Regions from separate parts of the Homo sapiens genome. Here regions 2, 3, 4 and 5 are each linked to region 1. The links are chromatin loops, found by intact Hi-C in ENCODE. Cell type or tissue: PC-9. All regions are shown on one strand. Links, peaks and the distances in the headings refer to the core of each region. The heading gives the core; the rest is flanking DNA.

Evidence for each region. A loop is a pair of places that touch in the nucleus more often than their neighbours do. Peaks named below come from ENCODE experiments on the same cell type or tissue, not always from the same donor. Only the 100,000 strongest peaks of a DNase experiment are listed, where the experiment ranks them.
Region 2: it touches region 1 in a loop (6-fold over the local background); 7 of 110 quality-filtered maps call a loop at or near these places.
Region 3: it touches region 1 in a loop (6-fold over the local background); 65 of 110 quality-filtered maps call a loop at or near these places.
Region 4: it touches region 1 in a loop (7-fold over the local background); 12 of 110 quality-filtered maps call a loop at or near these places.
Region 5: it touches region 1 in a loop (6-fold over the local background); 8 of 110 quality-filtered maps call a loop at or near these places.

Annotation. Positions count from the first base shown.
Region 1 is chr3:194,138,489-194,144,731 of GRCh38, reverse strand. HES1 (hes family bHLH transcription factor 1) reads right to left here. Exons shown (of 4, transcript NM_005524.4): 4 at 6,000-6,243. Among named protein-coding and RNA genes, the nearest start is that of HES1, 5.5 kb to the right of the region's middle. RefSeq lists silencers at 2,848-3,267, 3,358-3,427 and an enhancer at 3,060-4,054. In PC-9, for the core only: no CTCF peak of the experiment used is centred there; DNase peaks (open chromatin) are centred at 2,591, 2,981, 3,291, 5,381 and 3 weaker places; H3K4me3 peaks cover 3,447 bases; H3K27ac peaks cover 4,777 bases.
Region 2 is chr3:194,209,873-194,216,115 of GRCh38, reverse strand. The region is part of intron 1 of LINC02036 (long intergenic non-protein coding RNA 2036); the gene reads left to right. Among named protein-coding and RNA genes, the nearest start is that of LINC02037, 35 kb to the left of the region's middle. RefSeq lists enhancers at 1,071-1,874, 2,681-3,486, 3,487-4,292, 2,448-4,545 and a silencer at 3,582-3,876. In PC-9, for the core only: no CTCF peak of the experiment used is centred there; a DNase peak (open chromatin) is centred at 3,015; H3K27ac peaks cover 1,848 bases.
Region 3 is chr3:194,267,307-194,273,549 of GRCh38, reverse strand. No RefSeq gene overlaps it. Among named protein-coding and RNA genes, the nearest start is that of LINC02048, 6.3 kb to the left of the region's middle. RefSeq lists an enhancer at 1,573-2,504. In PC-9, for the core only: CTCF peaks have their summits at 3,344 and 3,543; DNase peaks (open chromatin) are centred at 2,169, 2,759 and 3,739; H3K4me3 peaks cover 1,382 bases; H3K27ac peaks cover 3,773 bases.
Region 4 is chr3:194,293,783-194,300,025 of GRCh38, reverse strand. No RefSeq gene overlaps it. Among named protein-coding and RNA genes, the nearest start is that of LINC00887, 16 kb to the left of the region's middle. In PC-9, for the core only: a CTCF peak has its summit at 3,149; DNase peaks (open chromatin) are centred at 2,865 and 3,435; H3K4me3 peaks cover 1,373 bases; H3K27ac peaks cover 1,976 bases.
Region 5 is chr3:194,201,327-194,207,569 of GRCh38, reverse strand. It overlaps LINC02036 (long intergenic non-protein coding RNA 2036), which reads left to right. Exons shown (of 3, transcript NR_125403.1): 2 at 2,604-2,751; 3 at 3,891-4,554. Among named protein-coding and RNA genes, the nearest start is that of LINC02037, 43 kb to the left of the region's middle. RefSeq lists an enhancer at 1,536-1,830 and a silencer at 3,253-3,482. In PC-9, for the core only: no CTCF peak of the experiment used is centred there; DNase peaks (open chromatin) are centred at 999, 1,719, 2,729, 3,939 and 1 weaker place; H3K4me3 peaks cover 3,502 bases; H3K27ac peaks cover 3,409 bases.

The sequences.
Region 1 (6,243 bases), core at 629-5,628:
TCCTAACAGATATTTAAAACTCAGATTTTCCACTAATTCAGATTGACATTCTTCTTTAGCCAGACTAGTCCAGTTAGCCTATTTAATTCAGTAAATGTACTAGTGGAAAAACTCTAGCTAGTTGGGGAAATATATATATTTTTTTTCTTTATTTTTTCCCCCATAGAGATGTCGGTCTCACTATGTTGCCCAGACTGGTCTTGAACCCCTGGTGCAAGCAATCTTCTGTCTTTGCCTCTGAAAGTGCTGGGATTACAGGTGTGAGCCACTGCACCTGGCCCAGTTGGGGAAGTATATTTCTTAAATAGAGAGAGTCCCGAGAACCAACAGATCACATTCTCTTTTCAGAAAAGAAGTGAGCAAGTGAAAAGGATTGGGGGAAATTTTTTTAGGATGAAGAGAGAAAGTGGTATTTTTAACTCTTGCTGCTCGATATCATAGCAAAGGATAAGGTCTTGGTAGCACATATGTGAGCAAATCCTGGCAGATGCAGTCTGCCTTCGATGTACTTTGCAGTAGCTATGATTCTCACTAACATGGCAGCTCTCCAGGAAACTGATACGTAGGCTATTTTCTGGTGAACTACGATGCCTGTCCTTCAGGTCTCAGTCCCCATATCTTTAACTGCAGATGAAAATACTTGTCTGTCGCCGGGCGCGGTGGCTCACGCCTGTAATCCCAGCACTTTGGGAGGCCAATGTGGGTGGATCATGAGGTCAGGAGATTGAGACCATCCTGGCTAACACGGTGAAACCCTGTCATTACTAAAAATACAAAAAAAAAAAAAAATTAGCCGGGTGCCTGTAGTCCCAGCTCCTCAGGAGGCTGAGGCAGGAGAATGGTGTGAACCCGGAAGGCAGAGCTTGCAGTGAGCCAAGATAGTGCCACTGCACTCCAGCCTGGGCGACAGAGTGAGACTCCGTCTCAAAAAAAAACAAAAAAACAAAAAACTTGTCTGTAACAATCCTGCCAGGGCCTTGGCTGTAAGGTCTGAAATACGCCTGATATACATTGCTAGAGCCACAGAGCATGTGTCAAACTGTAAAGGCACACAGAAGCACACTGAGGACAGGGAATCACAGACTGGAGTTGAAAGCACTTCAGAGGCTTCCTGGCCTAACGTTCTCATTGTGCTGGCACAGAGATCGAAGCCCAGAGACGTAAGGGGACTTGGCCAGCATCTCACAGGTAGCAGTCCAACTGGATCAGGCCTCAGATTTCCTGACTCGCAGTCCAGTTTCTTGACCACATCTAGGTAATTATGCTCATGCAGAAGATGTTAGTATTGTAAAATAATTACCCTTGAAATTAACCATTTGAGAATCACCTTTCTTAGGTGGAATTTGACTAATTATTTACTATGCCAGTAATTTCTATGAATGATCACAAGGATTAATCATATTTGGAGAACCAAAAAAGTTACCTGTTGTGACGTGCAATCTTTTTTTGTACCATCACTGTGCATGACTCTTTCCTTATGGCACTTAACACAGCAATTTGTTGTTGTTCTTGGTTTTTTTTTTTTTTTTTTTTTTTTTTTGAGATGGAGTCTCGCTCTGTCACCCAGGCTGGAGTGCAGTGGCACAATCTTGGCTCACTGCAAGCTCCGCCTCCCAGGTTCACGCCATTCTCCTGCCTTAGCCTCCCCAGCAGCTGGGACTGCAGGCGCATGCCGCCAAGCCCGGCTAATTTTTGTATTTTTAGTAGAAACGGGGTTTCACCATGTTAGCCAAGATGGTCTCGATCTCCTGACCTTGTGATCCACCCGCCTTGGCCTCCCAAAGTGCTGGGATTACAGGCGTGAGCCACCGCGCCCAGCAGTGCTGTTCTTGTGTGGAAGCTGTCTTGTCTACCAGATAGCTTTATAGTTACAGAGACCATGCCTTTCTTCTCCCTTTATTCCCATAGTGCCTGGTTCAATAATTATCAAATGAATGCATGAAATTCAGAAACTAAGGAAGAAGCAGTGGTCCTTTCACCTAGGGCCTGGTGCAATTACAAGCAGATCCTGCCATCGCTGGGCAAAGGCCGGGACTGGCTTTCTTGTCTGGTGAACGTCCCTCACTGTGGTTAAGAATCCGAAGAGCTGACAGCACTATTCTAAATGCTTTAAGTGCATGTACTCATTTCATCTTCTCAACCCTGTGAAGCACTACCCTGACGAGCCCTAAGTTACAAATGAGATACAGAGTTACAAAATTGAGGCAGGGAGTTCAGTAATTTCCCTCGGGCTCAAAACCTAAGCCAAGCCGCCAGGAGCCAGACCACGTGCTTCTAACCCCTGGGCTGTATTGCATTTAAGCCAACCACTGCGGCAGGGCTTATCCCTCTTTTTCTTTTTTTGACCTCTAAGCCAATTTGTATATTTGAAAACTTAGATACCACACCATGGTAAACATACTGACATCTCCCCAGACTGGACGTATATATGTTCATCTCCGCGTTTTCCCTCACCCTTCTGCTTCTAACCCTTCCTGTTGAACTCATCTTTCACCTCTCGGCTTCAAGTGCCAACTCTGAAAAACCTCCCCGGCCTGGTTTCCTCTCATCAGAATTAATCTCTCTGTTCTAGGTGCCCTTTGTTTAAACTTCAGTTTTGGCACTTAGCACATCAAACCTGGGATGAGTCACGAGGGTGTTTGTGGATCTCCCCGGCTACACAGGGAGCTCGGTGCGGCGGAGGCTGGTGGGAATTGGGCCTGCTGAGCACTCAGTAGGCGCTCAGGGTTTTCAGAAATGAGGATTTTTTTTTTAGGCGTCCAGGGTTGCTGTCTGGTGGCAAGGTCTTTTTTGGGACGGCTCTGTGGGCTGGGATGGCCTCACCCCGCCGCTCTGCCCACTCCTGCCCCGGCGTGGCCTGCCGCCTGGCAGGGCTCTGCGGGCCGCGAGGGCCTCTAGTGCCCCGGCCCTGGCCTCGGCCCAGTTTCCCCAGCTACTAAATGCGGCCCGGAGCTACCGGGGGAACTGGAAAAACACTGGCAGGCGGCCCCACCCCCAGGCCCGGCGGGGCCGCGCGGCCGCCTTCCTGCGGCCTAGGCCTGCTGCTTGGGAGGCGCTGGGGCCCGGGGCGGGGGAAGCGGGGGCGGCGGCCTGCCTGTCAGCGGGAGCGGGCGCGGGCTCGTGTGTCAGCGCCGCCCGCCCGCCCGCCCGCCGGGCCTCCCGGCCTCCCGCCGCCGCCGCCGCCGCCGCCCGCTCCCCCCGCGGCCTGGCAGGCTGCCGGCTGCACAGGCGGGGGTTCGCGCCGTTCTCACGACCTCTCAGGTTGCCTGAGCTCATCTGGGAGCTATTCATTTCCTGCCAGAAAGCAGCCGGGCCTGCTAAGCGAACCACCTTGGCCGCAGGGCCGCCAGGGCTGGCCCGGCGTGGCCGCCCTGGCCGGCTCCCGCCCGGGCGGAGGGCCCCGGGCGGCCTCCCTGGAACCCCCGGGCCGCCCCGGCGGGCGCGCGGCGGGGGCAGCCCGTCCGCCCATCTGGTTGCACTTAGGAGCCGGGGAGGAAGCTAGGAGCGGGTTGTTACCGGCCAACGGGTGTGGGAAAAGTTAATTGACTTTAATGACAGGTTTCCCGGGACGGTGGTGACGACGAGGGGGTCCAACGAAACCCCAGGGTCCCCATTCCAGAAACGCGTGGGGTGGGACGGGGCGCGAGGAGGGGCGAGCCTCCGGAGTCGCGCTTCTGCGCTTGGAGAGGGCTCTCGTGTTGACCGAAGAGCACCCCCACCCCCTTCCAGTTCGGCGCCTTTCCCGCTCCGGATGCTGCTGGAGACGGCGGGGGGCCGGGGCCCCGGAAGGGCTCCATTGAGAGGCTAATGCGCGCGGCAGCCGGGGCCCGCGGCCCGCATCCGGACGCAGTTTGGAGTCGTGCCTTATCTCCCCGAGCGATCAGCACTGCTGGGGGCCGGCGAGAGGGGCTGCTGGTGTGCCCGAGGCCGTATAATTAGGCCAGGCCTGAGGGACCCCCAGGGAGGCAACATCATTGAAGTCGTTTTTGAAGTTTCGCCTCTCCCTCAGCTACTTACTCCAGAAACAGCCAAAGTGCAGGAGGGTACAGCGTCTTAGAAATAAGTCCATTCATTTTCCAGACTTGGAAATGACCCAGAGAAGGGAAATGACTTATCCAAGGTGACACAGTGAATTTGGTGGCATAGCTGGGCAGGAACTGGAAAGTGCCCTTTCCGGTTTGGAGCCTAGTGGGGTCTCCACCTTCTCCCCTTACTGTAACAAAGAAAAAATCCTCGTGGAATAGTCTAAACCTAGCTTTCAGGGGGAAAAAAAGTGCTCTTTTCAAATCACCAATTAAAAAAAAGAAAAAAACGTATTTGTGTTTTTCCTTTGATTTAGTCCCCTCCCTAGGAAGATATCTATGTACTTTCGGTGATATTAATACAAATGCACTTTTAAAATTGTTCCCCTTCAACATAGGGACATTGAATTTTCAACTGGTGTTGAGATTTTTTTTTCCTGTGAATTTTAAAGACATCGATGTAAAAGGAATTCCTTGTGTAAAAATAAGACATTGAGGTCTGATTTTTTCTACCAGGACTGTTAAGGGGCTCCTAGTGGACCCAGAGGACAGGCTTACCAAATGAAACACTGGTGCTTGAGTTGGGTGTCTTAATGGACGATTGTTATTTTGTTTGTGTTTCAACAGGAGGGAAAACGTGGAAAAATGATAAGGGTGTGTGTGTGTTTCTTTGGCGGAAGGTGTGTTGGACACCTTTCATGTACACAAAGTAAGGCAGGTAGGAGACAAATTCAAAAAGGTCTCTTTTAAATCTCTCCCTCTGGGGTGGAAGCTGGGTCCGAAGGTATCTTGAGTGGAAAACTGCTGTCTCCCCGATCATTCCTATGATAGAGCCGCTCTCCACACTGGCCTGTGGGAAAGGCCAGAGCAGGGCGGGGGAGAGGTAAAGCTTTTGAAACAAGACAGAAAATCGTTGGCTTTATCTTTGTTAGGAAAGCTTCAAAGATTGATCTCTCCCGCCTCATCCTTCTCCTCCCAGAAGCCGGTCTAAGAAAAGGGGGGTTAGAGGAGGCTGGCGGGAGGGGCCGGGGGGGAGGAGGACTGGCCGGCGGTGGGGGAGGAGGGCGCGCCCGCCAGACCCACAGCGCGGCTGATGTGTCTGGTCTCGCAGGGCTCGTGGTTTTCATTTCCCCAACACCTGGATGCAGTCAAACACCTGGCCAAATCTGACAAAATCTGACAAGCCTTTGTGATGGGATTTGGAAGAAATTCCCTGCAGATCCTGGCACAGTTTAAAGCTGTCCGCTTTGAGTTAGGACTTGTTAAGGAGGGTTATGTGAGCTGAAACCCGAGACAACCCTTTTGCTTCTATCTGGAGCCCACATCTTGCCTGGAAATGGGGCATGACCAAGCGAAGGGGTCGCTTGCTGTTTGTATTAAAAGGGGAAGATGGCCTGTGTGCCTGCCAGCACAGCCCCCACATGCTTTCTCTATTAGAGCCAAGCACAGAAACTTATCAAAAACACATGTCTGGTGTTAATCATCTGGGCTCGGCCTCCACTTGGGAGTCTAACTAACTGTCCCTTGGCAGAAGGAATCTGTTGACCTTTTCAGCTTGCTTTAAGAGGGTGCGGAGAGGAAACTTTTGGGTGCTAGGGAACGTCTTATTTGAACCAAAGGATTGGCTAATTAATGAAGACCCCAAGTCTTGAAGGAGGCGCAGCAGTTGGAAGTGTTTTTGCTTTGGATGCTGGTGAGCTACCCTGAGAGGAGAGCTGCAGGAACCACCCTTAACGTGCAATGGGCAATAGGATTGGATCCATTAGCTTCGTGAATTTAGTCCTGTTCAATCTTCCTCAGGAGGAGCTAGAAGAACAAGGGCTGCAGACTTACCCGACTGCAACTTAAAAACATTTTTTTTGGAAATCCTTTAAGAGACTGACCACAAGTTTATCAGGGAAGCCTTACCAGATGGCTGCTTGTAAAGTAAATGGAATTTAGTCTTTTTAGTTCATGGAGGATTGGTGAAAAGTTTGATGGATTTTTACAAATGTTCTTTTAATAACAAAAGAGTCAATTCCTGAATTACCAATTACATGTAATTCAAATTCCACCAAAAGCCTTTTTACATATTCTGGAAGAATCAGTTCGAAGACATAAAAGCCTTTACTTTTTTCTTTTATTATATTTTCTCAAATAAACTTCCCCAAAGGAAGATATTTTAAGAGCATTTTCAAACATCTTTGGCATCACATAAAAAAGAAATCTCGTGTAAAAAACG
Region 2 (6,243 bases), core at 801-5,800, 71 kb before region 1:
TGGGTCTGTGTGTAGGTTTTGAAGACGCAGTCAAACCATCCATTAACGCCATTTTCCTTGCACGCACTTTTTTCATTTCTTTCTAACATTGAGTCAGTCACCCTGTAGACTTGAATAGATGATCTCCGCATGTACTTTCAAGAAACAAGAAATACTACCGACCTTGTTGGTTTCACTGATGGTGTGTTTGAGGGCTGGTTTTATTCAGGGCCTGAGATGCAGTAAGTATTTCATAGTGGAGGCTTTATAAATGTGTCTGAATCAAGTATAAGAACAATCCTGGGTGGGAGCTACTATTTTTCTCTTCTTTAGATTGTGGAAAGTGAGGCTCAGAGTAGTTACTAATGTGGTCTGTAAGTACAGCAGCTGGTGTTCAAACTGGGTCTGGTTCAGGCTCACTTTTGAATCTTGTCTATCTCGCTAGACAGGACCAGGATTATCTCCCCAGCGTTCTACCACCTTCTCTGGCTTTCACGCTGTCAATGTTTGTGATACCAATTCCTCACGCTCCCTCCCTTTCACAGCTGCATCCACTCAAGACATTGCCCCTCCCCTCACCTGTGAACTTCCTTAACCTCTTGCTCCACCTCTCAACGACCCACAGAAGGGTCAGAGCATCCCAGGTATGCTTCAATTATGACTTGGCCTGACAGCCTCCCAAGGACGTTGTTAACCCTTTGACAACAAACACAATGTCTTACTTTGCAATCAAATTCATCAATGACTTTTGAATTTGAGTTTCTGTGTTTACCAAAGTTACACATCCACATAATTTGGAGAGTCAAATAGTCCACAAATGTTGTCCCTAATATGCTTGTGTTTCTGTTTTGATTTTTTAGTTTTAAGCATTAAATCTTGAATTCCCACCATGAAAGATGAGTTTAGCTTTTTCTTCTTGTGCCGTGGCCTCCCCTCATATACACACTCTTTCACTCCATATCCTCCCACTGTTATTATATACTAGTATCGCTTGTTCATCATTCTTTGTTTCCATATGAAAATATAAACTAGGTTTATAACTGTGCCCTGAAGTACAGTGTGATTGCCTTTACTTTCCTGGAGTTAGTAACTGTCTTATTTTTCCATTTGTTTTGTTTTTTATTATTGTTGGTTTTTGTTTGTTTGTTTTGAAATGGAGTCTTACTATGTTGCCCAGGCTGGAGTGCAGTGGCTTGATTTCGGCTCACTGCAACCTCTGCCTCCTGGGTTCAAGCAATTCTCCTGCCTCAGCCTCCCTAGTAACTGGGATTACAGGTGCCCACCCCCATGCCTGGCTAATTTTTGTATTTTTAATAGAGGTGGGGTTCCACCAAGTTGGCCAGGTTGGTTTTGAACTCCTGGCCTCAAGTGATCCACCCACCTCAGCCTCCCAAAGTGCTGAGATTACAGGCGTGAGTCCATTTGTTTTGTTTTCATTGTATTAAGTAATAATAAAGGTTCAAACTCTGCCAAAGTTCTAAATCTCCTCCTTGGTGATGTAGATGATCAGGTCTCCTATCGAATTTGTCTTTCTGCTGAAGCCTGTCCCAGGGCTGCGCCCTGCAGCATGTGGGCCAGCTGCCCTCCCTATGCACTGGGCATGTAGCCTTCCTCTGGAGAACCCTGCAGCCTCCCAGGCATTGCCTTCACCATCCTTCTGTGTTGGAGCTCCTGGCTTCCAAAGCCCTCGCCTTCCTCCTTCTTGGTTTACCTTCTTATTTGTGAGGAGCTCATTTTCCAGTAATGTCACAAGAAAGGGGCATATGGCCTTGTTTTTAAAATCTGGGTATCCCCAGCATGCTCAACAGATGTTTGCTAAATTAATGAAAGAATAAAAGCAGAAAGGACAACAAGGAAACATCAGCAGAGATAGATGGCATGATCACACATTGAGATTAAAAGGAAACAACACATTCTGATAATCTGATGTTTAGATAATTGACCTAAGCTTTTAATTTATGATTGACATCAGCAATAATAAAAGTTCATGAGAACACCTGGATTTAGAGAACTCATCTTTTCAAATGGCAGTCTGGCATAGGAAAGAATATCGGCCGTGAATGAGTTATTTAACCTTGCTGTGTCTTGGCTTCTTTGTTCATAAAAATAGGAATGCTAGCCGGGCACGGTGGCTCACGGCTGTAATTCTAGCACTTTGGGAAGCCAAGGCGGACGGATCACAAGGTCAGGAGTTCGAGACCAGCCTGGCCAACATGGTGAATCTCCGTCTCTACTAAAAATGCAAAAATTTGCCGGGCATGGTGGTGGGCACCTGTAATCCCAGCTACTCAGGAGACTGAGGCAGGAGAATCGCTTGAACCTGGAGGCAGAGGTTGCAGTGAGCTGTGATCGCGCCATTGCACTCCAGCCTGCGTGACAGGGAGACTCTCATCTTAAAAAAAAAAAAAATAGGGATGATAAGGTCTACTTATCAGGAAAACTGTTGCACTGGGTAAGAACTAAGGGTGGCTGAGCCCTTTCACAAGTCATCTTATGAAAATGACATTTAAATGGAATCAATTATATGCAAAATGGCACAGAGTTTAGCCTTTTGTAGCACTTGACAAATGGGATTGACTTCCCTTCTTTCTCCGCTTAAGAGTGCAGGACCTCTGAATTGCCAACTGTAACAGTTATTGATTATGTTGAAAAGGGTTATAAAAAGCTTAGTTTGGGATTCAGATGTGGTAGTGTGATAGTGGTGAGATGCCTTGTTTTAATCTTGACTCTCACCGTGATTTGTTATGTGTCCTCGGGCAAGTATCCTTCCTTTCTGAGCCTCTGGGCTTTCTTTGGGAAAATGCGGGGCTGGGCGGCTGGGGACTGAGGTCTGACTCTGTCAGGCTGTACCTTATTCTGTGAGTTGCCCTTCCAGAACCCAACAGACTCCACCCAGCTGCTGTGAGCACGGTTTGCCTTCAAAGTAGATGCTATCTCTGTCCCTGGCACCGGCCTTCTTAAGGCCCGGGGGCCCGAGGTTGACATCCTGTGAGGTCGCCTGGGAAGAAGCCCACATTACATTCTTCTGCAATGTAATGCAAAACAGATCCGGCCTAGGCTCCAGCCAGCACCAGGGAAGTGGACTTCATTGTAAAAGCCACCTTGTCAGCGTCAGGCCTGGGTGATTAATGACTCTTTAATCTCACAGCAGAATACCTGACAAAATACGCCTGGGCCAAAAAGGCAGAACAAACCTAATTAGCCTAGTTGACCCACTCACAAGGTGTGGGTTGCTAAGGATCCCAACAGCTTCGAAAGGAAGCCTCTCCCTGCCTGTCCCTTTTAGGTCTGTGAAAGAATCAAGTGGTCACAATGGGGAAGGGACTCCATTAAAAGGAGGGGGCTGGCCAATGAATAAACATGCAGGTTACCGTGTTGATATTTCGCTGAATGCTGTTCTGAAGTGGGGTGTTTGGGGCCTCGGAGGCCGGCGCCCCTGTATTGTGCTGGGGGAGGGACTGGCCATTTGAAGTCAAGGTGAGGACATACTGGGGCAGATGGAACCTGCTTTGTTTGTGAAAGAGTTTTTCTGCTATTTATGCTAATGAGTGGGAAACACTTCTAGAGCATTTCAGATGATTCTGTAATGAGGCCCGGCAGAATGTGCCAACATTGTTGGCCCAGGACAATTTCAAACTCCCACTCGCCACATTAGCAGCCCTTCTTTACATGAAGGCCCTTGGAGGGTGAAAGAGGACAATGCAGGAAGAGTGAAAACATCACAAAGAGGGGCTTTTGTTTCGCCTTCCTTTGAACCCTCTCAAAAGCCCAGTTTCAAGGGGTGTGTTGGGCCTGCCTTTCAACGTTACTGAACCCAGAATCCCCTGTTGTTTAGCAACATAGAAAGCTGACCTTAATTGACTCCACTTCTGAGCAGGCTTTGTAAATCACTCTGCCCCGGAGTGGAATTTCCTGATGGTGTCCGTGTGTGATATATAACGTTTGTACACAGGATACCAACGTGCCAATGCAATATACATGCCTTCATGTGTGCACAGTGATTTACAGCTTACAGCTCACTTTTACATGCATTCTCTCACAAGGACCCTACCTCTGGGTTAGGAATCATTATTCCCATTTTACCGATAAGAGAATTGAGACTCAGAGAAGTTAGGTGGCCTGCCCAGAGTCACCCATCAAGAAGGAATCAGAGCTGTGTCTGGAAGTTAGGTTTCCCTGACGCTCTGTTTCACTGCAGTTGTTCCAGGGGTTGTATTAAATAGACTGTGTAAATGTGTATTCGAGAGAGATGTCTTGAGCAATTAGTTTCTTTAAAGCATTGTTTTGTGGGTAAAGAAGAACATCGCTAGGTTATAACAACATTTTGGATTTCCCCTTTAATTTCTGGTCATAATAGCATTTTCTTGACAAGACTGCTTCCACTGCACTCTAGCTGTGCCTGGAGGATTTCTACTGTCCCCTTTCCCTTCCTTCCTCATCCTCAAGTCACGCAGCTATAGGCACGAGGCTCTCAGGTAGGGCAGTGCTGGGAGTTCCAGCTTCCCTCTGGGATTATGCTTCACGGAGCCTCATCAATTCTAGGGATATTGTGAGGAAGGTGCTCCACCCTGGAATTCGTCTAGAAGTTCAGCCTGGGGCCTGAGAGACACATCTGTACTCTTAAAGCCTCTAGACTAGGAATACTCTGTGCTGACTTTGCCATGTGACCGTGAAGTTCTGTTATAGAGGACTCTATGCTGAGAAGGGTCACGTGCTTGGCTTAATGCTCTTCTGTCACTGTCTTGACATTCTTGATAATTTCATCTTTGAACTTCTTTTTTGTAAGTGAAGCCCAGTGAGACAGTGGAGGAGAGGGGTCATGCCACTGCAGTTCCTCGCTATGCCATTCATACAGAGCATTCTCCATGCTCAGGAGTCCAGGAGTCCAGTGGGCCCATGATGCCCAGGAGCTCGTCGAGACTCAGGGAGGTAAGCACACTCTGCCCACACCTGAGTAAGCGGGCCCCTAGGGCCCTTAGAAGCCATGCACTCCTTGCAAACCAGTACAAAAGAATACAAAAGAGCCAGGCGCGGTGGCTCATGCCTGTAATCCCAGCACTTTGGGAGGCTGAGATGGGTGGATCGCCTGAGGTCAGGAGTTTGAGACCAGCCTGGCCAACATAGTGAAACCCCATCTCTACTAAAAATACAAAAAGTTAGCTGGGTGTGGTGGTGGGCGCCTGTAATCCCAGCTACTTGAGAGGCTGAGGCAGGAGAATCACTTGAACCCAGGAGGTGGGGGTTGCAATGAGCCGAGATCACACCATTGCACTCCAGCCTGGGCAACAAGAGCAAAACTCTGTCTCAAAAACAAAACAAAACAAAAAAAAAGATTACAAAAAAAGACAGTGGCAGTCTAAGAAAAACACAATTGACCAAATAATCCCATCATATCCTTTCTTACTCACCTTATGTCCTTGTGTTAGCAAAACAGATCCATTGAAAATGACACGAGAAGGAACGAGAGAGCAAGGATGATCCATAGCTCCCTGCCCTTTCATTCAGCCTCATCATAAGCCAAAGGTACAGAGGGCTGGGAAATGTGTGTGTATTACCAAGAGAAATGAAAACAGCGGGGTTAGTTTTGTATAGCACTTTCACTGTTCTGGTAAGAATATATATATATACATGTATACACACATACATACATACATATATAGGCTACAAAATAAAAATTCTGCAATTTTGGTGATTCTGCGTAGGAGTTAAATGTTCTTATATTTGCATTTAAAACTGGCACTATTCAAATTAAAGAGGAATTGTAAAACTCATGCTAATAATTTAAAATGTGAATTTTTCTTTACTTAGGAAGACACTAAATAGTAAATAAAATCCACAAATTATATAGCTAACCCTGTTTCTGGCAGAAGACCTATTGAAATGCGTATCATATGTTTGAAAAAAATTCTGTGATCACAGATCTTACAATCAGCCCTAAAAGAGCTACTGTGTCAATGCCGTCCTCGAGTTTTCTTGGGTTCTGTGTGGGACCATCACATGGCGCTATGTTGCTCTTTGGGCAAAGGGTGGTGGGTGGAGATCACAGTGGCCCTATTAGCTATGTGATCATGGACAAGCCTCTGCCTTCTCAATCTGCAGCAGGGAGGTAGCATATATCTTGTCATTTATCAGGATTTCCTGTAAAAGTACGCATATAAAGGTGTTTTGGAAAATGTAAAATGTTGTGTATGTATCAAGTATAATTTTTATTACTATTAAAAAACTACAAAGCAGGAACCATGAACATTGCTGTCTTTATTCCCT
Region 3 (6,243 bases), core at 878-5,877, 130 kb before region 1:
ACGGCAGCCTCCCTAGGTACGGGCCACTGCCTGGCACTTTCCTCCCCTCCTGCCTCGGGTGGCTAGGGTGTGGATTTTGGCCGGTGAACGCCACGCATCAAACTCGTGTGTGGCAGCTGGGGGACCACCCAGCCCTAAGCAGTCGGCCCACCGCATTTCAGGGTGGGTTGTTTTCTTGCTCGGACTTGTTTTTCCTGGCACTGCAAAGGTCACATGCTTACTTCGTGGCAGTAAGTGTGAGGCGCCCCCGTGGGCTCTTAGCGAGGGTAAAGAGATGCTTTTTTTTTTTTTTTTTGCATACGCAGAAAGTTACGTGGGAACAGAACCATGTATAACCCATTAAACTGCCTGTCCTGATGGACGCCCAGGCCGCTCCTACATGTCGATAATGTGTACAAGATGTGTAGCGCTTGGGGCGGCACCAGCAGACGCTCTGGCCAAGCACTTATGTTCTAAATAACCCTCTTAGGCAGCACTTGCTAATTAATACCAGGGATAACCTCACAGCCCGCGGTGAACAGAGAAGCCTGGAATCTCCAGGAAGTGGGAGGATCCTCTGATATCCTTAACTCGTGATCTCCTTTCCAGAATCACCTCCCCACAACCATGTGTGTCCAATCTAGCACGGACACTTCTAGTGACCGGAGGTGTGCCGGCCAAGGATCAGTCCGTCCTCTGTTGGAAAGTTCCTATAGCAGTCAAAATCTGCCCTCCATAGACGTTTGCTCTAGGGCCCTCATCAGACCCTTTGGGGTCAGATAGAGTCCAATCCCTTCTTGTAGGACTGCCCTTGGCTATTGGAAGATAGTTCTCACCATCAGGGTTGAACCACCTGACACGGTTCTCCTGCACCTGGTTTTGACCCCCTTCCCCATTCTATCCAAGCTCCATTTACTTTCCTAGAAACATGGTTCCCTCGGTTTGCTCTGAGTAGCCCACAGGGAGAGCGGGACAGGAGAGTGCCTCGCTTCCTCTGAGCGGTGGGCAGTTCTCTCCATTAAGTAAGAGAATGAGAGGTGAGCTCCAGGCCCCCTACAGCTCCCTACTGGGGCTCTGCTCGGGGTCATCCACTTGTCCTGCCCTCGGGTGGGCAGACACCAACTCTGTCAACCACAACGGGCCTGGCCGGGCTGCTCGTTGGGCCTCCAGGGATGCCTGAGGACAGCTCCAATCTGCGGGCCAGTGACTTACACCCTCCCTGGCCTTCATTTCTCCTCATATGTGAAATTGAATTATGAAACCAGGTCAATAAGATTTTATGAAACCCTAGTAGGGAGAGGCTGGGCGTGGTGGCTCATGCCTGTAATCCCAGCACTTTAGGAGGCCGAGGCGGGCAGATACCTGAGGTTAGGAGTTCGAGACCAGCCTGGCCAACATGTTGAAACCCTGTCTCTACAAAAATACAAAAAATTAGCCGGGCATGGTGGCGGGTGCCTGTAATCCTAGCTACTCGGGAGGCTGAGGCAGGAGAATCATTTGAACTTGGGAGGGGGAGGTTGCAGTGAGCCAAGATCACACCATTGCACTCCAGCCTGGGAGACAAAGTGAGACTCCGTCTCAAAAAAAAGAAAAAAAAAAAAGTAGGGAGAAGTTCTCGTGGGAGTATCATGGCTTCGGTACTCTCACAGCTGCCTGACACCATAAGACTGAGCAACTAGGAAGGGGCACAGCGGAGGTTACTGCCCCACGGCGCAGCTGAAAAAACAGGCTCAGGGGATGAAATGACTCGCCATGGTCCCACGGGTGGATGGCAGCACTGCCCAGGAACTGGAACCCAATGCTGTTTTGAGGCCAAATTAGTGCTTTTCCCATGCCCTTGAGCAGCTCAGCCTCGTTGAGGGGGAAAGGATGAGACATGCTCAGGGTGCACCCACCAAACGATGCCTCTGTGTGTCCTGGGGCACAGGCTGGCACGGCTCAGAGCTCAGCCTGCATGCCCGCTCCCCTTGATGCTGTACTGTTTAGTTTATGAAGCCACAGGCGAGGGAGAGAGAGCAGCGTGATGGCCCCTCCTGCTGCAGCTCTCTGGCCTGGATACCAGGGACGGGGTGTGCCCACCCAGCCTGGGCCTGGAGGGGGCTGAGCCAGGGCGGCGGGTGACTGCTCGGCCATACTCCTCAGTGCCCGGAAGCCTGAGGGCACGAGGACTGGCTGTCTTCCCAGAAAACACAGATCACTGTCTGCCTGTTCTGTCCTTGAGCTCAGGCCCAGCTCTGTCCCATGACAGGATCCAGGAGGCGGGTGGCGGGTGGCAGGCCCTCCCCTCTATCCCAGGGAAGAGAGCAGGCTCCAAGGCCTGGGAGAGCCTCCAAGCCAGGGTCTCCAAGCCAGGCCTCTGGGGCCTGTCCCCAGGACCTGGGGCTCCCTGGGGGCTGCTTGTGGCTGCATTCAGTGCAGGAGGCCAGCCTCTGGAGAGCTCAAAGGAAGGACTTTGTTTTCAGGGAAGAAGGCAGGGCAAGGGTCACCTCCCCCTCCTTAATGAGTGACTGGCTCCAAAATGGCTTCTCTCCAATTGGTCTTTGCCAGGGCAGGGGTGACAGAGTCTGCTCTCAAGGGGGCAGCCTGAAGACCTCTGCGGGTTCTGTTGACAGGGCAGGAGCCGTGCCTCGCCACCCCCACCCAAGCATCTGAGCTGCCCCGGGCCTCTGCACAGCTTGACTCTGATGGAGGTAGCTCCAGGATGAGACTTGCTGAACCCCGGATCCGGCCACAAAGCGCAGAGCGCCTTTTCCTCCTGTAGAGCAGTGGGGTCAGGCCTGCGGTTGGAAGGGAAGGCTGATCCTGAGATGGGTGGAGCTTGAAGAAGCAGGATGATCCGGCAGGAAAGGAGCGAGCCAGTCAACACACCCTGGGGCACTAGGCTCTAGCGACCCAGGGCAATGAAATGAAGCAGTCCTCTTGTCAAGGTGGTGTCAGGCTTGTGTGAGGGGTGGAGGCGGAAAGGGGTGGGCAATGGGTGAGAAGGTGGCCATTTCTTCCTCTATGCCAGTTTTCAAAGTGGTGCCCTGGGCACGGCACGGTGGCTCACACCTGTAATCCCAGCACTTTGGGAGGCCGAGGTGGGTGGATCATCTGATGTCAGGAGCTCGACACCACCCTGGCTAACATAGTGAAACCCCGTCTCACTAAAAATACAAAAAAAAAAAAAAGAGCCGGGCGTGGTGGCGGGCGCCTGTAATCCCAGCTACTCGGGAGTCTGAGGCAGGAGAATCGCTTGAACCCCGGAGGTGGAGCTTGCAGTGAGCCGAGATGGCACCACTGCACTCCAGCCTGGGCCACAAGAGTGAAGCTCCATCTCAACAAAACAAAACAAAAAACAAAAACAAAAACAAAAACAAAGTGGTGCCCCGGAAGAAACCTACAAGAAGTCAAATGAAAGGCCCTGCTTCCAGTCCCAGCCCTGCCATAGCCTCACGGCCAGAGACGGACTCAGTGCTCTTCTCTGTGAAATGGGTGTTAGAACCGTGTCTCCTGAAAAGCCACCAAGTGTCTGGGGGAACTGGATGTGGGAGGGCTTTTTCGGCTGTGGGGGGCTCTATGGTGAGATGGAGGTGTGATCCTCTAGCAGGCCTGGTGGAGGCGCTCGGTCCTGGTGCCGGGAGGAGCTTCCTTCCCCACTAGCAGGAGCAGTCGGCACCGCCAGGGATGGATTCTCCGCGTGGCTGGATGGGAGGGCAAAGCCGGCTCGTGCTCCCCGTCTTCCCGCCCTCCCCCATCCTAGCAAGACCTTCTTCGTCCCCCGGTGCTGGCGGAATTTCAGAGGGCCTGGCTGCCAGGAAGGGTGGGGCTGCCAGACACGGCCGAGCCGCAGGGTGACCCGGCCAGTCCCGGAAACTCTCCAAACCTTGGACCTCAGCCGCACATCCGGCAACGCTGAGGGGTGGTGGCAGGGCCCGCCGGGGGACTGAGGGCGTGTGGGATGCCTCCAAGGTCAGGTCACTGGAGATTTCCAACATGAGAAAGGAAGAGCTGCGTTTTATCCTATGTGAGGATCAGAAGGCTTCTCAGGGTTGACGGAAGTAGTGGGGCGGCCTTCCCAAATGCTTTCCTACTCCCAGGTGCTACCTTAGGACTGAACGTGTATCCTAGACTCATTAATTCAACAAGAAACAGCCCAGACTTGTTGAAGAGTGTTCACTTTGTGCCCGGCACCATGCTAAGCTTGTTACTTACACAAATCTTTCAAGAACTCAATGAGATGAGAACATTATGCCCATTTCATAGATGAGAAAACAGAGAATCTTTCAAGAACTCAATGAGATGAGATTATGATGATGCCCATTTCATAGATGAGAAAACTGAGGCTCGGGGGACAAGAATCACTTGCCCAAGGTCACGTAAACACTAATTGTAGGAGTCTGGATTCACACCCAGGCAGGTTTGGGTGATTCCAAACTTTATGTCCTTAACTTTCCTGGAAGGCAGGACCCATAGTTTACTCAACCCTGCAGAATGCATAGTAGCCAGTGAAGATGTACTGAATGGGGCCTGCTGCATTTTTAGGGGACTGACTCTCTCCCATTATAGACTGATGAAAGGACATGAAATGCATGCCAGAACTTAGCTCAGTGGCTGGCACGTAGCAGAAGCCAAGGTGCAGCTTTCCTCCCTCTTACCTGGTGCATCTGTGCTCCTGAATAACACTGTCAGCCTCTCCTTCGGTCCCTGTTTGGGTAAAGCTGTTAACAGTCCCAGTCAGGGCTGGGTGCGGTGGAAGGCCGAGGTGGGTGGATCACCTGAGGTCAGGAGTTCGAGATCAGCCTGGCCAACATGGCGAAACCCCATCTCTACTAAAAATACAAAAATCAGCTGGTCACGGTGGCACATGCTTGTAATCCCAGCTACTCGGGAGGCTGAGGCAAGAGATCCCTTGAACCTGGGGGTTGGAGGTTGCAGTGAGCCGAGATCACACCACTGCACTCCAGCCTGGGCAACAGAGCAAGACTCCCATCTAAAAAAAAAAAAAAAAAAAAGGAGAGAGAAAAAAGTCTCAGTCAGAACCCATCAGCCTGAGGGAGTGAGAGGCCTTAGGGGTGGGTGGGAGAGGAGAAGGCAGAGTCTGTGGCTCTCTCTCCTGCATCCCACATGGCCTGGGTTTGGGAGTGGAGAGCAAAGACACCTGCTTCCTTTGCTGAGGTCGCTGAGGAAGCCCCTCCTCTCCTGCCTTGATGGAGGTGACGCGGACCTGGCCCTCCTCTCCTGCCTTGATGGAGGTGACGCGGACCTGGCCCTCCTCTCCTGCCTTGATGGAGGTGATGCGGACCTGGCCCTCCTCTCCTGCCTTGATGGAGGTGACGTGGACCTGGAAGCTTGGCCCGCGCAGAGCCCTGAGAGGCTGAGTCACACGGTCTGGCCCATGGACGTGAGAGGCACCGACACTGCGTCATAGCGTCGGAGGAGGCCAGGCCTGGTGGGGCCTCGTGCAGCTGAGCGTGAGAAGAAAGGGGCCTGTGGGAGGACAGCTGGGGCCGGCTCCAGGCCCCCTGGTCCCCACACAGAGCCAAGGCTGCACTTGGGCGGCCTCCGCACGCACAGGCCAACACAGACCTGATCTTCCTTCCTGGAACCTCCTTCCTGGCCCTGCCTCTCTGACCGTCAATGCGGTGTTGAGATTGAACTGTCCCATACTTCTGTCATTTTAACCCTCTCTGGGCTGGGCCTCAACAAGTTCACTGTGACACGGAGACAGGCAGAGTCCAGGTAGAAAACATAATTCGTTCTGGAGACCTTAATAGAGGGGAACTGCTTGGAAAGGTACTGAAAGATGAAAGTGCAAACATGGGGAAAGGTGACCTAGAGAGCACAGGACAGGGAGACGCCACCATTCCTGGGCTGCGGACAGAGAGAGGAGGTGGTGTTTTCAGAACCCAGTGAGAGCTAAAACCGTGGGCGAGATTCCCTGGCAGGAGCTGGGACCCCAGAGGAGGAGCAGTCAGATAAAGGGAGACAGCTTCCTCCCTCTTCCTCCTCACAGTCTCCTGGCAGTGGGAGATGGGGACCTTGGCAAATGTAGCTTGCAGGGGTGGGTCCCCTGTGACGAAAGAGAGCAGAGGGAGGGCAGGGCGTGGATCTGAGGCCAAACAAGCACAGGAGCTACCTAGTCGTCAGCTAGTCAGACCTTCACAAAAGACCTGAGGCAGGAGAATTGCTTGAACCCGAGGGTGGAGGTTGCAGTGAGCCAAAATTTCACCACTTCACTCCAGTCTAGGCAACAGAGTGACACTCCAGTCTCAAAAAAAAAAA
Region 4 (6,243 bases), core at 470-5,469, 160 kb before region 1:
TAAAATATATACAAATCAAAGAAGGAAGTACACCCAGGCCAGTTATCAGGCAAGCTTGCCAGACATCAATCCAGCAAGAAAACGATAGTGTGCTTTGAAAATGCCAAATCCGGCCGGGCGGGCGGCTCCCGCCTGTGATCCCGGCACTTTGGGAGGCCGAGGCGGGCGGATCACGAGGTCAGGAGATCGAGACCATCCTGGCTAACACGGTGAAACCCCGTCTCTACTAAAAATACAAAAAATTAGCCGGGCGTGGTGGCGGGCGCCTGTAGTCCCAGCTACTTGGGAGGCTGAGGCAGGAGAATGGCGTGAACCCGGGAGGCGGAGCTTGCAGTGAGCCGAGATGGCACCACTGCACTCCAGCCTGGGCAACAGAGCAAGACTCTGTCTCAAAAAAAAAAAAAAAAAAAAAGAAAAAGAAAAGAAAATGCCAAATCCGGCCAGGTGCGGTGGCTCATGCCTGTAATCCCAGCATTTTGGGAGGCCAAGGCGGGTGGATCACCAGAAGTCAGGAGTTCAAGACCAGCTTGACCAACATGGAGAAACCCCGTCTCTACTAAAAATACAAAATTAGCTGGGCATGGTGACGCATGCCTGTAATCCCAGCCACTCGGGAGCCTGAGGCAGGAGAATCACTTAAACCCAGGAGGCAGAGGTTACTGTGAGCCAAGATCGTCCCATTGCACTCCAGCCTGGGCAACAAAAGTGAGACTCTGTCTCAAAAAAAAAAAAGAAAAAAGAAAGAAAAAAAGAAAATGCCAAATCCATTACTTCTTTGGGAACCTCAGGTGTAACCGCTGGTGTGCTGTGGATGACACAGCATCACTGGGATCTGGTGCCTGGTATGAGCTGTGTGAAGGAGTAGGAGTGTGCTCACCCATCCGCAGGGCCACCGTTGGTCACTGTCCTACATTTTCCCTCCTTGCTCCCAGGGCTAGTCCTGGTTAGGTGTGGGCGGCAATCTGGGGACAGCAGTCAGCTTGCTGTCTGCTCCACTCTGCAACAAACTGCCTTCCTCAGTGCCCACCCCAACGGAGAAGGAACAAATGGTCTTCTGTTTGGATGGAGGAGAGGATTTGTATCTGTTCTCAGCTGCCTGTGGGTTTGTGCTTCCCACCTGCCTGCCCAGGCCTCATCTGATGTATCAGGAGTCCTCTGGGCGGGCACCAATGAGGGCAGCCTTTCAACTAATCCGGGGTGCCACCGAGGAGCTGGAGTGCGAGCTCTTTGGCCCTATGGGAAGCTCCCCTGGGAGGCTGCACTCTTTTCTACCAGTGAATGTTCTTTCACCCACTTCCTGCGGGCGCTGGCCAGATCCTCTGTGAGCAGTGGAGCTTGGCATGGTTCAGCGTGGAGCAGCCCTCCCAGCCACCCAGGGAAATCTCTCCATTCAATTACCTCCTGGCTTCCCACGCGTGGCCCATTAGCCTTGTCTGGGGCTCTTATGCATCAGGATTTATCATTGTGCAGCACCTGCGGGGGAGCTTGCCCCAGGCTTTGAAGGTCCTTCTGCAGAGGAGCTTAGGCAGGAGCAGGGGGCGCACGGAGGAGGTTTCTCTCAGTGGAGGAGCACGTGCTATGATTTCCTAGCCTGCTGTTGACGCTCCATTGCGGTCCTCATCACTTCAGAGCACTTTCATTCTTATTTTATTTTTAAATTTTTAAAAGAGACTGGGTCTCTTTTGTTGCCCAGGCTAGAGTACCGTGCTGTGATCACAGCTCCCTGGAGGCTTAAACTCCTGGGCTCAAGCAATTCTCGTGTCTCAGCCCCCTGAGTCGCTAAGACTACAGGTGGGCATCACCATGCCTGGCTAATTGATTTTATTTTTTAGAGATGAGCTCTTGCCACGTTTCCCAGACTGTGCTTGAACTCCTGGCCTCAAGCAATCCTCCCACTTCAGCCCCAAGAGTTGCTGGGATTACAGGGGGAAGCCACCTTGTCCGGCCCAGAAGCACTTTTCAAAGCCTCTTACGTTGGATGCTGTAGGTTCCATGCGACAATGACACTAATTATGATTTAAGCAGCACCTACTAGAAAGGAGCGTGTCTCATACATTATTGATCACTCTTAAAACTGCCTAGCTCCACGTGGTGGCTCACTCCTGTAATCCCAGCTCTTTGGGAGGCTGAGGCAGGCGGATCACCTGAGGTCAGCAGTTCGAGACCAGCCTGGCCAACATGGCGAAACCCCCTTTCTCTACTAAAAATACAAAAATTAGCCAGGCGTGGAGGCGCGTGCCTGTAATCCCAGCTACTTGGGAGGCTGAGGCAGGAGAATCACTTGAACCTGGGAGACGGAGGTTGCAGTGAGCCGAGATTGCACCACTGCACTCCAGCCTGGGTGACAGAGTGAGACTCCATGTAAAAACAAACAAACAAAGAACCCCAAACTGCCTAGCTCCATTTTGTTCAACAAGAGGCTCAGAGAGTATGTTTGAGGTCACCCACGTGTGTATTTTACGTCTAAAACCTCTCCTGACCCTCGAATGACCCACTCCTGGCTGTAGTCAGTTAGGTCTGTTCAGCCGCAGGAGAGGAGGCTCACAACGGCCAGGCAGGCTCCGATCTTCTCAATGTGGTCCCTCGCTGTGGCGGCTTAGCTTAGATCTTCTCTCAAACTCAGGCCGCTAGAGGGTCCCCACCGGGAAAGGGACACGCCAGGGCGTGGGGCAGGTCTGGAGCGGCCCGGGGCCGGGTGGATCCCGGCGCTCTGCTTTTACCTGGCAGGCGGGAGCGGTCCGGCGGGGCGTGGGCGCAGCGGGGGCCCGGGGCTGGAGGGGAGGGGACGGAGGGGGCAGGAGGGGGAGGGCCGGGAGGAGCCAGCAAGCTGGCGGCGGCGGCGGCCTTGAGCCACTGGCTGGGGCTGGTTGTGGCCGAGGCTGTGGCGAGAGGCGGGGCCGCTGGTGTGGCCAACGAGCCCGTAATGAAGCCCGGCGCCTGAGTCCCCTTTGTTCCCGGGGAACTACTTAAAAAGCCCCCTCCTCAGTCCCCGTGCGGGGCGAATGAGGACAATGGCCGGAGTCGCAGTGGGCAGAGCGGAACGCCCCCTTCAGAGAGGCCTTTCCAGCCGCGCGGCCCGGGGGACTGCAGGCGGGGCGCGCGCTGCCCTTCGAGGCCAAGAGGCCAACGGTGAAACAACAAAGATTTTTTTTTTCTTTCTTTTTTCTTTTTTTTTTAGAAAGAAATCTCGCCATTGCCGGGAATGGGTAAATCACTCAGGCCGCGTGGGTCCTTGGCAGATGGCAGAGGCGGCTTCCCAGTCCCCCACCTGGCACTAGAGGGACGGGGCGCGCACCCAACGGTGGCACGCATCGCCGAATTTTCCTGAATGCCGCTGTGGCACATTCCTGGCCTTTGCAGTTATTAGGAAATGAGAGGATCTTTTTTCCTTCTACTCTCCCCTCCCCCTGCCTTCGTTTTTCTTCCAGGCATGGAATTATCTACTTTAGCAGTTCAAAAGACATTCCATTCCCATGACAAAGACAGAAAGGGGTGATGTTGGCATACTGTAGCCCTCTTTCTCATAGGGAGACTTGAGCAATAAATCATAATGAATGAGAATTTAAAATAGCATTTATTTAACCTTTAATAGTACACCTTGCTGATTTTCAAAGCGTCACCAACAGCTTTGTTTTTCACATTCCCCAGCAAGGGTCCAACTCAAACTTTGAGCAGACAGTAGCGAATTTTATTCCTCTCATATATTCCTAAAAAAAAATGGGTTGAGGGGATTCGTGTTCCGCTCCCTCTCAGCTCTTAAATGTCTTAAGTCTATCACTGAACAAAGACTGACAGAAGATTTTAAAATAGAATGCAAAACTATCATCACAGCAAATATCTACTTACATCTTTTTTTTTTTTTTTTAGATGGAGTCTCGCTTTGTCGCCCAGGCTGGAGTGCAGTGATGCGGTCTCGGCTCACTGAAGCCTCCTCTTTCCGAAGCCTACGCCTCCCAGGTGCAAGCGATTCTCCTGCCTCAACCTCCCAAGTAGCTGGGATTACAGGCGTCCGCCACCACACCCGGCTACTTTTTTTTTTTTTTTTTTGAAACGGAGTCCCGCTCTGTCGACCAGGCTGAATGGAGTGCAGTGCCGCGCTCACTGCAAGCTCCGTCTCCCGGGTTCACGCCATTCTCCTGCCTCAGCCTCCCGAGTAGCTGGCACTACAGGCGCCCGCCACCACGCCTGGCTAATTTTTTTTTTTTTTTTGTATTTTTAGTAGAGACGAGGTTTCAGCATGTTAGCCAGGATGGTCTCGACCTCCTGACCTCGGGATCCGCCCGCCTTGGCCTCCCAAAGTGCTGGGATTACAGGCGTGAGCCACTGTGCCCGGCCCTTTTTTTTTTTTTTAAAGTAGAGACGAGGTTTTGGCATGTTGGCCAGGCCAGTCTCCAACTCCTGACCTCAGGTGATCTGCCCGCCTCAGCCTCCCAAAGTGCTGAGATTACAGGCCTGAGCCACTGTTCACGACCCCACGCCCAGCTCTACTTATATCTTCTATTTAGCACTCTTCTTTCTGGCTTGGAACCCACCTATCTCTTTTCCAGAGGCAATGATATACACAGGTATCCACCTTAGCTCACCCAAGACGGGCTCACACCAGTGAATGCCAGAGTATCTGGAAGTGGTTGATCAAAAACATTCTCAATAATGGGTAATCCAGCAGGAGACACCAACCTCGACAAAAATGAAAGGTCAGGGGGATTTTCCCCCAAAAGAACGGAATATTCTAAAAGTTTGAACACCTTTTAACAGTCTTGGGCTTTCATCCCTGTGTGTGTTGCAATTTACAGTTGTGCTTGAGGATGGGAGAATATCCTAGGTCATTGTTTTCAGTAAGGGTCATTTTTAGCTTCTCAGAATGTGACTCTGGTATGTTCCATTGCACAGGTATTTTTCACAGTTCCCTAGGCCTGACTGGTCTGAGAGTATTTAAGGCTGCCCCAGAGAGGAGCCCCTAGCCAGGCGATTCCCGGCTTGTGCAGGAATCGCAGTGGAAGGACAATGGGCCAATTACTAGCAAAGCCTGCGGTCTCCCTGGGAGAGGTTAAGGAGGAGAGCACATGGCCTTTAAGCTACCGTGTCATCTGTTCTGGGGCTTAATCAAGTTATCATATCACCCCAGTGTCTCCCGGCTTCTATCCATCGATTTGAATGAAGACAAAAATTTGCAGACAAATTTCTAGCAGCAGGAAGTTGGTGCTCTCCTGTGAGGCTGGATGAAAAGCACCTGTAACCTTGCCGGCCTCCATCTAGCTCCTGCTGGGAGCTGCTTCAGGCAGCAGCCTGCTGGATTCAGAGCCTGCCTGTCAGTGGAAGCTGGGCTCGGGGGAGGATGCTAGTATGTGTTTCAAGAGAATGGCCTGGAGCAGGCTCAGCTGTGGCTAGGACGGCACAATGTGGCCAGCTACTGGGGAATGGGTAGGTGGACACTGTCACCTTCCTTTTGATATTGACCTGGAGTCATATTTAAGTTAAGACAGAGCTGGCGTGCAACAATCCTCATGATGGTTTGAAGGGAAACTGTTTCTGTCTCTGGAGGGAGGGTAAGAGTCAAGGAGCTCTCCCACACTGCCATGAAGGCCAGACCTCTACTCCTCTCTGAGCTGGTTTCCTTCTCGGTGAAGCTCAAGCATGTAGTAATTTGCATCTAATCTGCAGGGTGGAAGAGAAAGGAAGTTTGATGTAGTAGATTGAGCATTGTTTGGGAGTCATAAGACATGTTCTAGACCTAGCTCTACAACTTGGGTAAGTGGCTTAGCCGCTTTTTTTCTTGGTTATTTCGCGTATAAGATGGGGATAATGATCCAGGCTGTTGCCTACTTCACAGGTTATGAACCAAGGAGATGAAAGATGCTGATCAGTCAATGAAAAAAATTTAAAAACCACATTACTAGTGCCTCTAAAGCCCTGCCAGCATCTATGCCCTGTGATTCAACATCACAAAGAGGGCTAGGAGAAGAAGAAAGTTATTAATTGGCATTACTATAAAAGCATTCCATCCTGAGAAGAGGTTCATCACTGAATGTGAATTTCATAGTCATTAGCAGAAAAAGCCAGAGGGTATGAGTTCAACACTCTGAGGTGGCTTGTTGATCTGATCAAAATCAACTTTTCTGGAGTCCACAGAAAATTAGACTTTTTGACATTCTGCTGAAAGAGTCATATCCCAAAAAGGCTGGATGGAGACCTGGTCAATAAATCACTTCTTCTCCCGCCCCTGACCTTCACACTGTTTATGTC
Region 5 (6,243 bases), core at 855-5,854, 63 kb before region 1:
TGGGAGGTGGAGGTTGCAGTGAGCCAAGATCGCACCACTGCACTCCAGCCTGGTGACAGAGCAAGACTTGGTCAAAAAAAAAAAAAAAAGGCATTTGGAATATACCCTAATCCTATGACTTAGAAATGAAAAGTATTATGAGACTGTTCATAACAGCTATATTCATAATATCCTCAAACTGGAAACAACTTAAATACACATCAGCAGGAGAATGGGTGGACAAACTGTGTTATAGCCCTCCTAGGGAATACTACTCAGCAACAAAAATGAGCAAACAACATGGATGAATCTCAAGAGCGTCCTCTAAATAAAAGGAACCAGACACAAAAGAGTACATACTGTATTATCCCATTTAAATGTAGTTCTAAAAACAGACAAAACTAATTGAGAGTGATAGAAATCAGAACAGCGATTGCCAGCTAGGGACAGTGGCTCATGCCTGGAATCTCAGCACTTTGGAAGGCTGAGGTGGGAGGATTGCTTAAGGCCAGTAGTTAGAGACCGCATCCCTACAAAAAATAGCAACAAACTAGTTGGTGTGGTGGTGCACACCTATAGTCCTAGCTACTTGGGAGGCTGAGGCAGGAGGATCACTTGACCCCAGGAATTCCAGGTTGCAGTTAGCTATGATCCTGATATTGCACTTCAGCCTGGGGAACAGAGTGAGAATCCATCTCTTAAAAAAAAAAAAAAAAGAACAATAATTGCCTAGGAGGTGGAGTGGGATGTGATGGGCTGACTGGAAAGAAGGCACAAGGGAACTTTCAGGGGTGGTAGAAATTTTCTATATCTTGACTGGGGTGGTGGATACAAAACTTACTGTATGTTAAATTAACCCTCACATTTTAAAAACTCACGTTATTTGGAGCTGAGGTTTACCAGCCTCTCAATGGCCGGCTGTCTCCTGGATCAGACACCAGGAGAGGCAGCTGTGATTTGTGCAGCTGTGGCCACGCTACTGATTTCCTCACATCCGCAGGGGCGGCCCCAGCACGTGGCCCATTTTTCATCCAGTCACTTTGCTGGCACTTGGCGAACGCCTGTCTCTCCCTGGGCTCTGTCCCGGGACCCACAGCAAACTCTCATCCTTCTTCCCGTTGGCACTTCTTCAGCTCCCAAGTCCTCTCTGTGTTTTCTCTTCTCCAGGCAAATCCCTGGGTTTTCCATCCATGCTTCACTGGATGCAGTTTCCAAACCCTTCTTCCTTGTAGTTTCTCTCCCCTGGATATGCTCCAGCTGCCCAGGGCCCATTTCAAGAATTTCTTGAACACTTTTGCTGATGAACTTGACTTCTGCCTTCAAAGCGATTTTAACGAGAGGAGGTAGACTGTGAGCCTTTGTCTAGCCCATCAGTTTACATTTTATTTTTTCAAATAGCGAAGAGACATGAAAATGTGGTGGGAATTCCACAAAGGCCCCTGCAAATGACTGACATACATTTAGGCAGACAATGTCTTTGTGCAGTTCCCGGGGCTGATGCATTAATAGATATAATTTGTAGGCTCCCAAGGAGAGGTTAAAGAGGAGAGCACAGGTTCCTTTGAGTCGAGTTGGTGCTCCCGTGTCATCTGTCCCCAGACTTAATCAAGTTATCATATCAACCCAGTGTTTCCTGGACCCCAGCTCTCTGTCTGAATGAGGAAAAAATTTGCAGACAAATTTCTAGCAGCAGGAAGTTGGTGCTCTCCTGCAAGGCTGGATAAAAACTACGTGTAACCTCTCAAGGCCTCCCTCCCGCTCCTGCTGGGAGTTCAGTTCAAGTGGTTCCCTTATTTGATTACGCCTCTCAGGCCTTCTCTGGTGTAGGTATCCAATCCACTGCTGTGCCCACCGGCTCCCCACGAGGCAGCAAACATTAGAGTCACTCTTTTGTGAAATTATGGGGAGGCTGAGTGGGCCAAGCACTTGTGTGTGTGTGTGCATATGTGTGTGCATGTACGCCTGTGTGTGAGGAGACACACAGATGTGTATAAAGAGAGGAATGCCGTCTGTTAGCAACTGTGGCATTGATTTATAATCACTTCCTGTAGTCACAGAATGACTGAGTGGCGTCTTTCAATTCTCACGATTAAAAAAAAAAAGAGATGGTGAAAAAAAATCCTAAGTGCTAAATATCTATGTATTATGTATTATTATTCTTAAGAGCTTGCAAAAGCCTTATAACATGTATGATTTACAATTAATGGGCCTAATTCTTCCAATACAGATTTCTTCCTTCCATGACTATATAATTCAAGTTATACTGCTAAATATTTTATAATGAGAGTACAAATTATGATGGCCTTTGTAACTGTTTTCATGGGAGCATTTATTATTGGGCTGATGTTGATGGGTTAGTAGATTTGTGCATATCCGTCTCTCTTATCCATTGCTTTATGAGTGGACAAGAAGTGTGGGAATGCGTGCTGTGAACATGTGGTCACTCTAGACTTTTCTCAAAAATATAAAAGACATACATTTATTTCCCTGCACAATCACACACACAAAAAAGAAAGAAATAAAGAAAAGGTAAAAAATCTTTGCAAGGCAATGTTTTGTATTCATTTTCAGGCAATGTCAACGTAATCGAGGAAAATAATAGCCACATCTTTTTTCATCTGCAGGTGCGGAAGACCTACTTAAAACCTGAGAGTCTCGAATAGGAGAGGCGCTTTCAGATCAGCCCGAGTCTTCTGCAGCGCACAGGAGCTAGTCGTACTGAAAAGAATGAAGTTGGACTTGTCCAGGCGAGTTTCGGACAGTGCTGGGCTGGTAAGAAACGGAGTTACCATTCATCTATTCATTCCCAGAAAAAAAGGGAAATACACCCTCCCGAACTCAAGATGCCCATTGATTTATCCCCTTTAGCTGGCAAGACACTCAAGCCCCAATGTCTTCGGGCTCATAAGCGTTTTTATTGAGAGAAGAGCGTCCCTCCCAGGTTCCCACAGGGGCTTGGAAGTCAGGGGAGCCGGGAGGGGCGGCGGGGGCCGGGGCAAGAAGCGGGACGGCTTTTATTTTGCGCCATAAAGGGCTGCACAGTGTCTGCTGGAATCTCAGCAGTTAAAGAGACCCCTCTGCACAAAGGGGCGCTCCGGCCGTAATCGGGAAATAAATTTGATTTTCTGAATTCTTTGGCAGCTGGTGACAAAGGGCCAGGTAGCGCCGCGGCGGGGGTGATCCTTGCAGAAGGCGGCGCGCGGCGGGGCGTGCGCGCCGGAGGGACAAAGGCGGCCGCGCCGCCGCGCCACAAAGGCAGGCCCGGGCCAGGGGGCTCCGCGCCGCGGATCATCTACCCCCGGGGCCGGGTCGGCTGCTGTGGGCGGCGTGGGGCAGAGACACGCCCGCGCCGGAGTCCCCGAGCCTCCGAGACCCCGGGCCCGGGCCGCGTCTCGGGCTTTCCCCGCCCGGTCGTCGGCTCCAGCGCCGCCCCCGCGGCTGCCTTCGCTGCTGCCCTCGCTGTCAGGGACCGAGGCCAGGAGACCGCCTGGCACTTCGCCCTGTCCCAAACCTGGGACTCCAGGGGCCTCCTGCTGGGGCCGCGAGCATCAGACTTTCAGAGCTGAAATCACTTCATCAAGAAATGCCAGTTAACCCTTGCCCAGTTCAGCCTCTTGCTGGGGTTTTGGAGGGGTCACCAGGGATGCCCCTGGGAAGTTTACCCAAATCCCCCTGGCTCAATGAACCGAGACTGCCCCCTTGCCTTTGTTCATCAGGTTATATTTTGTCATTTAATGCGTCTTACATGCCTGTCCTTTAAGTTCTTCTTCGGCAGAGGTGGATCGTCCTTTAATGACAAAGCAGGTGTTGGGGGGACGGGTACCCGGGAGGAAATGACGCCACCTACTAAGTCTCTAAGGGCAGGAATTCATCATTCAAAAGCACTAAGCGCTGCTCTCCTCACTCCCCAGCCCTGCTCTGATCTCCTGGGTGTCTTCACCTCCTCTGGTTCCTAAGTCGGCTGCTGCACCAGCACCCATCAAACTCTCCTGGAAGAGGAAGTGACAGCTCACCGGTAGCCTAGAAGGCCCCTGTGGGCAGAAGCATGGACTTACTCCTCCTCATGGAGATGCGGCTGAGCCATATTTCCTTGGCACCTCTCTGGAACCTTCGACAACCACCACCTCAGACACTAACCAGACTTTAGGTCCATTCCTTTCATGGCTAAAATGAGACAGTCCACAATGTTGATTTTATTTGTAGGGGATGTCAGGATTCCAGAAAAGCAGACTTGGAAAGCAACAAAACGTTAACTTGCAGCTCACTGAGGCCCTTACACTTGTTCTGGGCACCTCTGTATGTTAAAAGAAGTCCAATATCTTTAGCTGCTGGTTATAGGTGGCCATATGTTTCTGCACAGAAATGGGGCTCCCCTTGCTAGACTAATTTTCTAATTTTTCCTCAAGCTTCATTGATTCATATTCTTCTACTTGACCCTGACTGTCAGGACCAACAACACCAAATAACACCAAAGTCTCTTGCTCCTGTCCTCAGAACCTCTCAGAGGCATCCTCTGCCCTGTTGGAGCCATTTTATTTCAGGTTGATCCTTAATTAAATTCAGCGAGATGCAGGACCTGTGTGTGTGAGTGTGGATCTTGTGTGTGAATGTGGACCTGTGTGTGTGAACGTGGGCCTGTGTGAGTGTGGGCCTGTGTGTGAGAGTGGACCTGTGTGTGTGAGTGTGGGCCTGTGTGTGAGTGTGGATGTGTGTGTGTGAGTGTGGGCCTGTGTGTGTGAGTGTGGACCTGTGTGTGTGAGTGTGGGCCTGTGTGTGAGTGTGCAACTGTGTGTGTGTGAATGTGGATCTGTATGTGAACATGGACCTGTGTGTGTGTGTGTGGACCTGTGTGTGTGAATGTGGATCTGTATGTGAACGTGGACCTGTGTGTGTGTGTGTGGACCTGTGTGTGTGAATGTGGATCTGTATGTGTGAATGTGGACCTGTGTGTGTGAGCATGGTATTTACAATCAGCAGGAAGAAGCCTGGAAATGAGTCCTGATTAAATGAGAATCTAAATACAGAACAAGTACCCTAGGAGTTCTAGAAAGATGAATAATTCTCAACCCAGCATAGTAACAGCAGCTTACAATATGTTTGTGTATGTCATAATGGAGTGGTTTCTGTTACATGTGTAATGCTGGTATCATAAGAAGAGTATTGTCATGCTCACAGGATGTCAGGTACAGAAGGTTATAACTGCTTTGTTGTGTTACTTATCTACTGCTGCATAACAAATTACCACAAACTTCGTACTTTTAAACAGCACATTTATTATTTCACAGTTCCTGTGGGTCAGGAGTCCAGGCACAGTTTAGCTGATTCCTCTGTTTTAGATTCTCTTACGGTGCTTTAATCCGGGAGTCAGTCAGGGCTGGGGATCTTATCTGCAGCTTGACCGGGGAAGGTTCTGCTTCCAAAATCATGTGGTTGTTGACAGAATTCAGTTCCTTGAGGGTTGTTGGCCTGAGGGCCTCAGCTTCTTGTGGGCCCTCAGCCAGAGGCCACCCTCAGTTCTTCTCCAGGACCTCTCTCTATGGCAGCTTACTCCATCAAAGCCAGCAAGGGAGACAGTTGACAGCAAAAGTCGGCTAGTAAGATGGGTGTTCAAGTCCGCTGGAATATATTAATATCATGACACTGACGTCCACCACCATCGCCATATTCTGTTGGTTAGAAACAAGTCACAGGTGCCACCCACACTGGAGGGAAGGGATCCCACAAGGGTGGGTACACCAGGGAGCATGGACCATGGAGCCTCCTGGGAGTCTGTCTCCCATATTCACTTCACCCACAAGTAAACTGAGTCCCCAAATTGGGGTGTGCCCTGGCCACAATCTCAGTGAGTTAGTTTAGTGGCTAGACTCAAATCTAGGACAATTATTCTAAGTCTTGTGCTCTTTCCTCTGTAACATGCCTCCATAATACAAGTTTCAAATAGGTGAAGCCTTTGGTTCTGAAAAGCAGCGCCTAGCTCTACCCAGCAGTCTTTGCTGCTCAGGTTAACTGCCACCCCAACCATGAAGTCACTGCGGTCCTTCACTGAGGAACTCAAGGAACCTCTGCATCCTGGGCCCCATAAAATATTCCTAAACCAAAATGGTGGAAAAAATCCCTTTTCCAGATCAATTAAATCAACAAATTTTAAGAACCTGAGGATTTGCTTAGTCTCCCACCCCCACCCTCTTAACAAGTGAGAAACCCGAGGTCTAGAAGTGAGAAATGATTTACTCAAGCTCACAATGATGACAAAGCCTCATTCTC